2 separate regions of the Homo sapiens genome follow, and region 1 is linked to region 2. Evidence: read pairs that join two places in POLR2A ChIA-PET (ENCODE). Cell type or tissue: OCI-LY7. All regions are shown on one strand.

Region 1 (5,000 bases), 210 kb after region 2:
CCAATAGTCCAATAGGGTACCAGGGATAGTAATTGAGTTTTGTGGGCAGAGAAGAGGGACAGTAGAGGCAACTGATTCTTATGTAGGCTTTTTTTTTTTTTTTTTGAGATGGAGTCTTGCAGTGTTGCCTGGGCTGGAGTGCAGTGGTACAATTTTGGCTCACTGCAACCTCTGCCTCCTGGGTTGAAGCGATTCTTTTGCCTCATCGTCCTTAGTAGCTGGGATTACAGGTGCCCGCCACCATGCCCAGCTAATTTTTTGTATTTTTGGTAGAGACGGGATTTCATCATGTTGACCAGGCTGGTCTCGAACTCCTGACCTCGTGATCCGCCTGCCTCGGCCTCCCAAAGTGTTGGGATTACAGGCGTGAGCCACCATGTTGAGCCGTTTTTGGTCTCTTCTGTACTCCTTTAAAATTAATTTTGGAAAAGGCTTAAATATGTTACAAAACTCAAAAGCCATAAACAGAGTGATAAATTAATGTGAATAAAAAAATCTCTGTGTAGTATAAACCAGCCAAAACAAAAACCATAAAAGACAAATGCCATTTATATCATAGGTGTCAGGTACCCCTGAAAGTCTTCATAATGAACAGTGAGAACTCTCCTACTGGGCTTCTGGAATGTTGGGACCACTCTGGTCCAATGCTACTGTCGTTTCCTGTCTGGAAATGAGAGTAGCTTCTTGAATATTCTTCCTATTCCTACTTTGGCTTCTTTTAATCTATTCACACCATTCCATCAGAACCACCTGAGGGTTTTGTCCAAAACACAGCTCCGATCCTGTCACGACCTCTTGCTTTAAAGCCCATTAGTAGCTTTCTGTTGCTCTTGTGATAGAAACAAAACTCCCTGATACAGCCTACATGGTCCTGCATTGTCTGGCTCCCACTTCCCTTTTTCATTTCTTACCACACTCCTTGGCCTCTGCACTAGAGGCTCACTGGCTGATTGCAGGCTTGAGAACTGACCATGTTTGTTTCTGCCAGAGGCCTTTGCACTGCTGTTTTCTTTTCCTGGAATGTGCTTCCTTCCCTATTTAGTTAACTCCTAGTCATCCTTTAATTTATTATTTGAGACGGTCTTGATCTGTCACCCAGGCTGGAGTGCAGTGGCACGATCTTGCCTCACTGCAGCCTCGGCTTCCTGGGCTCAACTGATCATCCTCCCACCTCAGCCCCCTGAGTAGCTGAGACAAGAGGTGCGTGCCACCATGCCCAGCTAATTTTTGTATCTTTTAAAAATAGAGACTAGGGTTTTGCTGCGTTGCCCAGGCTGGTCTTGAACACCTGAACTCAAGTGATCAGCCTGCCTCAGCCTCACAAAGTGTTGGGATTACAGGCATGAGCCACGATGCCTGGCCTTAGTCATCCTTTAAATCTCAGCAAAGCATCACTTCCCTCAGGAAGCCTTACCTGACTTTTCTGATCAGATTTGATTCTGCTGTTAGAAGCTGGTGATAGCATGGTGCACCTTCCCTTGGTATCACTTACTGTAGTTGCAGTTGTACCTTTATCTGTGTGATTATTTTGTTAGAAATGCTTGTTCCCCAGTGCCACAGAGAAATAGCACTCAAATATAAATTTATTTCAGCAAGGCAATTTTTACCTTCTGCAGAAAGGGTGCTCCTTGCAGATGGAACAATGGCGAGCGCACACTGAACAAAGGGGGTAAAAATATTTATATCCTACACATCTGGACCCTACTGCTGTGTCCTGATTCCATTGGCTGGAACTGGACCTCACAGTCTGGGCTACACCCGTTTGGCTAAAGGTTTTAAAAGTTTTTAAAATAGATATATGCAAGGGAGAACAAAGGAAAAGAGGAACTTGCTTATGAGAAGACTTAGAAAAGTACTAACATTCCCAAATAAGGAAGGGGCATAGGCTGCGAGCTGGGACTTGCCTGTGAGCACATCTAGCACAGATATCTTGGTTAAAGTACAAGGACATAGAATGTATTTCTTATATTTAACAGCTACATAGGATACGGCTTAACAAAGAGTTATTAGCACAAAGCAAGGAGGCTTGAAGGAAGTTAGTCTTTTAAAAGAAGCTTATTTCTAACACTTATGATTTATTCTTTAACAAGGGAAATTTTGAAGAGGAAACTTTACTTTGTACAATTTGATTAATGTAAGACTCTATAAGAGTAAGAACAGTATCTGTTTTGTTCATTTTATTTATATTGTATAATACTCATGATAGTGTTTGGCACTCGAGTGCTGCTCATTGGATGGATGGATGGATGGATGAACAAATAGTGGATTAATGCATACCCCTTAAGGTTTTGCAGACTCCAGTGTTTTGGAAATCTTGTAATAGACGCGTGTTTACTGTTGCCAGGAAGAAGCTTAAAGCAGTCCGTTGGAGTGGTCTCTATTTTTATTTGCTGTCCTTTTTCTTTTTAGGTTGCTGATCAGCTCTGTGCCAAGTATAGCAAGGAATATGGCAAGCTATGTAGGACCAACCAGATTGGAACTGTGAATGACAGGGTAATGAACATACTTGGTAAACATGAAGGCAGTGTGTGGGAGCAGTTTATTGTACTGCTTGTGGCAATTCTAGTGGGTACCACTGTATTGCTCAGTATGGGGTTTCACCTTTCATAGTGGGGTGAGGAGGACAGCTGTGTGGCTGGCAGTGTGGTCCAATCCTTACACCTGCCCAATTCCTCTGGTTACTGTCATTCCTGACTCCACTTCCCCACTTTGTATGCCTCGTGTCATTTGTGAAGGTTGGAAGTGAGGTGGGGAGAAGGGTGGATGAATTGAACTGTGGAAGGCAGCAGTATCATCTTTTGCCAGCATCTGGGTCATGTGTAATGAGAATGTGAAAGAGAGACTTGGGTCCTCTGATGTGTCTTGTGACTCTGAAAAAAATCATTTAACTGCTCTGAACCTTTTTTTCCCTCAATATTACCTGTAAAATGAGAGGAGCTAACTTCGCATAGTGAGGTGAGGATTAGGCTGGTTGGTATACATGCATCTTAGCCCTGGGTCTTTTTACTTACAGCTAATGCACAAGCTGAGTGTGGAAGCCCCACCCAAAATCCTGGTGGAGAGATACCTGATTGAAATTGCAAAGAATTACAACGTACCCTATGAACCTGACTCTGTGGTCATGGTAAGTTTATCCCAGAATACAAAGAAAAATGAGTTTGTAGGTATGACCTTCTTTGGAAAACAAAAAAAACATTCTTTGCACTAACTTAAATTTGTGTGAGTTTAAGCCTTTGTCCAGTTAGTACCTTTATGACAATAAATGTGCCTGCATATCTCACAGGGTACTTAAGGAATTAGATGAATGACAACACTTTGAGAAGGTCAAAACCTTGATACAAATGTAAAATGGCACTATTATTGCTACTTTTTGGTGAACTTCAGGAATTGAGAAACCTCCTGTTCATAGCAAGAAATGCCCCAAGACCCAAACAGTTCCCGAAACATTTATTGGGTACCCACCATGTGTCTGATAGTGCACAGAAAGCTGAGGATACAGGGATAAAAAATCATCCACCAGTTGGCCAGGTGCGGTGGCTGGCTCACGCCTGTAATCCCAGCACTTTGGGAGGCCGAGGCAGGCGGATCACAAGGTCAGGAGATCGAGACCATCCTGGCTAACACGGTGAAACCCTGTCTCTACTAAAAATACAAAAAATTAGCTGGGTGTGGTGGTGGGCACCTGTAATCTCAGCTACTCGGGAGGCTGAGGCAGGAGAATGGCTTGAACCCAGGAGGTGGAAGAGCTTGTGGTGAGCCAAGATTGTGCCACTGCACTCCAGTCTGGGTGACAGAGTGAGACTCCGTCTCAAAAAAAAAAACCATCCGCCAGTTAAGGTCAGTGGGGTGTGGTGGATGCTTTGGTGTGTACTGCTCAGACATCCCTATTACCCACAGTTGGAAACACCATCAGGTCCATTCCAGCTGCAGAAGTCATTGGGGAATTGGCTGAGGCCTTTGTTGTGACTGTGTTGCAGCCCAACTTCTCCTTCCACCTAACTCTGCCTTTTCTTCCCCCACAGGTGTTGATCCCAGAAGCACTCCAGTAAACTTGCTTTATGCTAATCTCCATCTCAGACTCCGCTTTCTGGGGAACCTGGCCTTGGACATGGGTTAATGACCTGGGTTTCTCTTTTTTTCTCAGGCAGAAGCTCCTCCTGGGGTAGAGACAGATCTTATTGATGTTGGATTCACAGATGATGTGAAGAAAGGAGGCCCTGGAAGAGGAGGGAGTGGTGGCTTCACAGCACCAGTTGGTGGACCTGATGGAACGGTGCCAATGCCCATGCCCATGCCCATGCCTATGCCATCTGCAAATACGCCTTTCTCATATCCACTGCCAAAGGGACCAGTAAGTATATATAAGTGTGGATGTAAGCTTTAGAAAATGTTATAGATAACAAGTTGGCTCTGTGAACACACTCAGGAATCATAGGTTGTCAGGAGCCATTAGCAGTAAGAACATTTGGTATTAGCTGGCAGTCATCTTGTGGGGAAAAAACACATTGGATTCAGAGAAGGTCTTCTAGTTCAGCTGTAGGAAAATCTATAGAGTTGGTGCTAGAAAAACACTTTTCATATAGGTTTACTGAATATCTTTGGGATCTGTTATAGTCATACTAGTAGTTTTTTCCACAAATGAATAAACCACCAATTATTACCAGGCAGAACAACCTTTGTAGATAAGATGGTCATTGGTAGTAAGAAAGTCTCGTTAGAGTTTTCCCTTGTAAACACTGAAGCACTTGATTCAATAAAGAATAGCCTTTGGCTCTAGATCTTTAAAAATCTGGAATCCTGACCACATGTGGTCCTTTTGGGCATTTTTAAGGATCTTGAATATTTATATATATTTAGTATGAGAATATAAATGTATTTCTTTCTCCCTTCCCATACCCAAACCTTCGAGATTGCAAACTGGAGGCAGTGTCTCTGATGTTGCCTTTCTCCTCTTACAGTCAGATTTCAATGGACTGCCAATGGGGACTTATCAGGCCTTT
Region 2 (5,000 bases):
TAAACAAGTAATATTTCAAGAAGTACAAAAACAAGTAAAATGAAGGACTAATTCCATTTACTCATTAAACTCTTCTGCTGAAAAAAGTAGACAGTATTGGGGAGGGAAATGCTATAATGTGCTTACAGTTCAATTTTGTGTTTCAAAGTTCCAAAAGTTTAAGAATCTGGTAATTAGCTATTTGTTAAATCTCTCACCAATCAAAGGGAAATAATATACTGCAAAACAGGTGTGAGAGAAAGTAATACTGGCAACAAAAAGTTCTATTCAGCATTTGAACTATTTCTACTACTGCTTTAAGGAGACAATAGTTTTGGAGTAACAGTTTTGGTTTGCTTCAAATGCTTGTGAGACCTACTATAGTCCATGTAAATTTGAATATATATGCATATGGTAATTTCTCTCCAAACCAGCCAACGGACATAGCAATGCTGTTAACAGCAGATTATACCGCTTAGCCAAGAGTAGTATCATTCTGTATTAGTTATTCTAAGCAGTCCCTATAGTTAAGATATATGTAAGAAGAGTAAATTTCATTCCAAGTATCATTTCACAAGAGTTTTAGTTAATAGTGGGGTGGCCAAACTATACACTATTAAAATCAAACACATGGAATCAAAGACCCTAACAAAGTATAGTACCATGTTCTACATCAAATTCAGATTAAAACTCAATCCTTGACTGCCTATAAAGGTAAAATCTGCAAATGTTAAAATCAGTAATATAGATAATAATACAAATAGAAACAATAGGGATACTTCAACAAATGTTTATTTCATACCTGACACTATGCTGAAAATGTTTAATTATTACAAAACTATGTCTATTTTGCAAATAAGAAAAATGAGATTCAGAGTCACACAATTAGTACATAATGACATCAGGGTAGGAACCTGTGTCGGTTTCATAAAACCTAGGTTCTTTTCAGGAAAACCAAATTATTTTATATATAGTTAAAATAAATTAAGCAGAAGAGAGCTCAAACCACTTTATGTGTTAACTTATTCACACCAAGAAACCTAAAAAAGCTATGTTTTAAAATTACCATTATTTCATTAAGTCCAATATATCATGATTTAAAAGATACACCATTTTTTTTTTTTTTTTTTTTTTTTTTTGAGACGGAGTCTTGCTGTCGCCCAGGCTGGAGTGCAGTGGCGCAATCTCGGCTCACTGCAGGCTCCGCCCCCTGGGGTTCACGCCATTCTCCTGCCTCAGCCTCCCGAGTAGCTGGGACTACAGGCGCCCGCCACCTCGCCCGGCTAATTTTTTTGTATTTTTAGTAGAGACGGGGTTTCACCGTGTTAGCCAGGATGGTCTCGATCTCCTGACCTCGTGATCCGCCCGCCTCGGCCTCCCAAAGTGCTGGGATTACAGGAGTGAGCCACCGCGCCCGGCCAAGATACACCATTTTTTACGCACCACTGCTGAATAATAAAGAATACAGCTGGTCTTTGTCCCTGGTTCCTGTGAGGAGACTCTAATCCTTAGCATTTCCTGAATAATAGGAGTGTCTTTGTTATTCATGACCCCCTTGGATCACCCCCCAGTTTATGCTAAGAGATGAGAAGACTCAGGACAGCGGCTGGTCACCAGAAAAGACCAACCACCATGTGATTAGAGGGTTGGGGCTCTGAGCCACCCTGACCTGGGTGGGGAAGCACAGGGGGCTGGAGACTGAGTTGAATCATGAGGTCAAAGATTCAACCAATTATGCCTTCATAATGATTCCCCAATAAAAACATTGTACTGAACACCAGTGGAGTTTCCCAGCTGATGAACTGTTCGATATGGTAGGAGGGTGACAGGCCTTGATTCCACTGGGAGAGGGTACAAAGTTCTGTATTTGGGACTCTTCTAGACCTCACCCTATGTGTCTCTTCAGTTGGCTGGTGCTGATTTGCATCAAGCTAAAACTGTAATTGTAAGTATAGCACCTTCCTGAGTTCTGCCAAGTTCTTCCTTGCAGACAGTTGGTCAGAAGTGCAGCTGGAGTCTGAAGGGCAGTCTTGCTGGGGCCTTGCCCTTTAACTTGTGAATTCTGCACTAACTCTGGCAGTCAGTGTCAGATCTGTATTACAGCAAGCCAGCTGGTGTCAGAATAACCATTAAGAAAAATCGGCAGGGCACAGTGGCTCACCCCTGTAATACGAGCACTTTGGGAAGCAGCAGTGGGTGAATCACCAGGTCAAAGCCTTTCTTTAAGGTGTCCACGCCGCCCCTAATCCTGCTCGAAGCAGCCCTGAGAAACATCGCCCATTATCTCTCCATACCACCCCCAAACATTTTTGCCATCCCAATACTCCACCACTGTTTTGTTTTGTGTTTCTTATTAATATAAAAAGACAGGAATGTCAAGCCTCTGAGCCCAAGACTGCCTGTACACATCCAGATGGCCTGAGGCAACTGAAGAACCACAAGAGAAGTGAAAATGGCCGGCTCCTGCCTTAACTGATGACATTACCTTGTGAAATTCCTTCTCCTGGACAATGAGTCTCAGAAGCTCCTCCACTGAGCATCTTGTAACCCCCAACCCTGCCCGCAAGAGCAGGTTGACTGTAATTTTCCACTACCTACCCAAATCCTATAAAACTGCCCCACCCCATCTCCCTTTGCTGATTCCTTTTTCCGACTCAGCCCGCCTGCACCCATGTGATTAAAAAGCTTTATTGCTCACACAAAGCCTGTTTGGTGGTCTCTTCGCACGGATGTCCCTGACAAAGAGATCAAGACCATCCTGGCCAACATGGTGAAACCCCGTCTCTACTAAAAATACAAAAATTAGCTGCGCCTGGTGTTGCGCGCCTGTAGTCCCAGCTACTCGGGAGGCTGAGGCATGAGAATCACTTGAACCCAGGAAGCGGATGTTGCAGTGAGCTGAGATTGTGCCACTACACTCCAGCTTGGGCAACAGAATGAGACTCCATCTCAGAAACCAAAAAAAAGAAAAATCTAGCCAGATGCAGCAGCGTGCCCCTGTAGTCCCAGCTACTCAGGAGGCTGAGACAGGAGAATCACTTGAGCCCAGGAGGTCAAGGTTGTAGTGTGTTATGATAGGGCCTGTGAATAGCCACAGTACTCCAGCCTGGACAACATAGCATGATCCAATCTCTATTTTTTTAAAAAAAGAAAAATAAATTTTAAAAAATTCTGCCAATTAAACTATAACCTACCATCAACTCTAATATATATGCTGATTTCAGAAGTTTTAAAATGGATAAAAAATGTTTCAAAATAAAGAAAATTATTTACCTATATTCCAATTTTGTAACATATAATGCATTCTTTTAAAATTTTTAAATAGCACAAAAACATGTAGGAAAAAAAACTCCCTTTCCCCTATTCAGTGGTAATCAGTTCAGTATGTATCCTAAAACAGGATGTTTCATTCCACCTTTATAATTTCAAAATATGGCAAACAAAATTTTAGTGACTCAGCAAATGGGAATCAGAACTCAGCATCCCAAATCCCAAGGGTGCTATTTTCTGTTATACACACCCTATTGGTTCTAAACTAATTTTAAAAGATAGCTACTGACTATTTAGAAATCTTAGTTTCTCTTCTCATCTGGTTAATGAAAAAATAAAAATTAAAAAAAAAGAAAAACAGTTGGTTATTTCGATGACTAAGAATAAAAGTATATGACCATCAGCCAAAGGGCAATCCATTTTATCACAAATGATCTTAACAACTTTTCAGACAGGAGGCAATGATTACACTAAGCTTCACTAGTGAGTCATTTTTATCACTCGAAACAGTTCAATAGAAAAGACAAGCCAAATATTTTAATTGTAAGTAGCAGCAGATTGAGAGACAAGACCAATCTATCACCAGCCAGCTGCAGGAATGTGCATTCAACCTGAACCCTCTGAGTCTGTTTTCACTGAGGGAAATGGCCTCAGTGATTCCTAATGGGGAAGTTTCTGACTTTTGGGACAGGAAAATCCTTGGCTGTACAAGGTTGTCCCACACACATTTTTCTTTTTCTTTTTTTTCTGAGACAGGATCTCTCTGTCGCCCAGGCTGGAATGCAGTGGTGCAATCTTGGCTCACTGCAACCTCCGCCTCCCAGGCTCAAGCGATTCTCCTACCTCAGCGTCCCAAGAAGTGCGCGCACTGGAACCACAGGTGTGCACCACCATGCCTGTCTAATTTTTTATATTAATATTTTTGGTAGCGACGGGGCTTCACCATGTTGCCCAGGCTGATCTAGGACTCCTGAGCCCAAGCAATCCTTCTGCCTTGGCCTCCCAAAGTGCTAGGATTACAGACTTGAGCCACTGCACTTGGCACACACACATTTCAATAAGTCTCTCTGGACCTTGCCACCTAAATTCTGTAACTCTTCCCAGCAGTTATGACAACCAAAAAACCCTGTCCCCACACATATTTCCAAATGGCAAGGTGGGAGGGTTACAGGGTAGATTTAGTTTCACCACCAGATGATCTCTCTAAGGTTTCCTCAAGTGCTAAAATTCTATAAATTAGTAATTCTTGAGTTATAGTCAAGTGATAACTCATGGTTAAAAAAAACATAAAGTAGTAATGAATAACTCAGAGAAAACGTGGGGTAATTTTAATCCCAGTAATCCCATTTCCAGGACCTAGCCTAGGGAAATCAGCAATGTGACAATACATGGGCAATGGTTTAGTCAATGCAACACCAATTCTAAGACTTGCATGATTTCAGACAACTGAAATAGGTAATATTTATTGAGCACTTGTTAGGTGCCAGACATCAATCTAAGTACTTTATTGCTATCTGAAGTACAGCACATCTCTTAGGAGCTTAATTGAAATGTACATTCTCAGGCTCCACCTAAACCTACTGAATCAGAATCTGTACTTGAACAAGCCCCACAGGTGGACAGTTTAAGCAGCACTACAAATATTAATTCATTTAATCTTCATATCATTTATAATTTAATCCTCATGACAACTCAACAATGTAAATATTATCATCTTCCATTTTACAGATTACTACACTGAAGCACAGAGC

Evidence for each region. Peaks named below come from ENCODE experiments on the same cell type or tissue, not always from the same donor. Only the 100,000 strongest peaks of a DNase experiment are listed, where the experiment ranks them.
Region 1: POLR2A ChIA-PET joins it to region 2 with 6 read pairs; 4 of 35 experiments call an interaction of 5 or more read pairs at or near these places.

What each region holds. Positions count from the first base shown.
Region 1 is chr16:71,918,330-71,923,329 of GRCh38, forward strand. It overlaps IST1 (IST1 factor associated with ESCRT-III), which reads left to right. Exons shown (of 10, transcript NM_001270975.2): 5 at 2,410-2,493; 6 at 3,014-3,124; 7 at 4,145-4,351; 8 at 4,959-5,000. Among named protein-coding and RNA genes, the nearest start is that of IST1, 25 kb to the left of the region's middle. RefSeq lists an enhancer at 1,004-1,183. In OCI-LY7, no CTCF peak of the experiment used is centred here; no DNase peak of the experiment used is centred here.
Region 2 is chr16:71,705,856-71,710,855 of GRCh38, forward strand. The region is part of intron 2 of PHLPP2 (PH domain and leucine rich repeat protein phosphatase 2); the gene reads right to left. Among named protein-coding and RNA genes, the nearest start is that of SNORA70D, 9.7 kb to the left of the region's middle. RefSeq lists an enhancer at 2,026-2,654. In OCI-LY7, no CTCF peak of the experiment used is centred here; a DNase peak (open chromatin) is centred at 1,976; H3K4me3 peaks cover 688 bases; H3K27ac peaks cover 1,105 bases.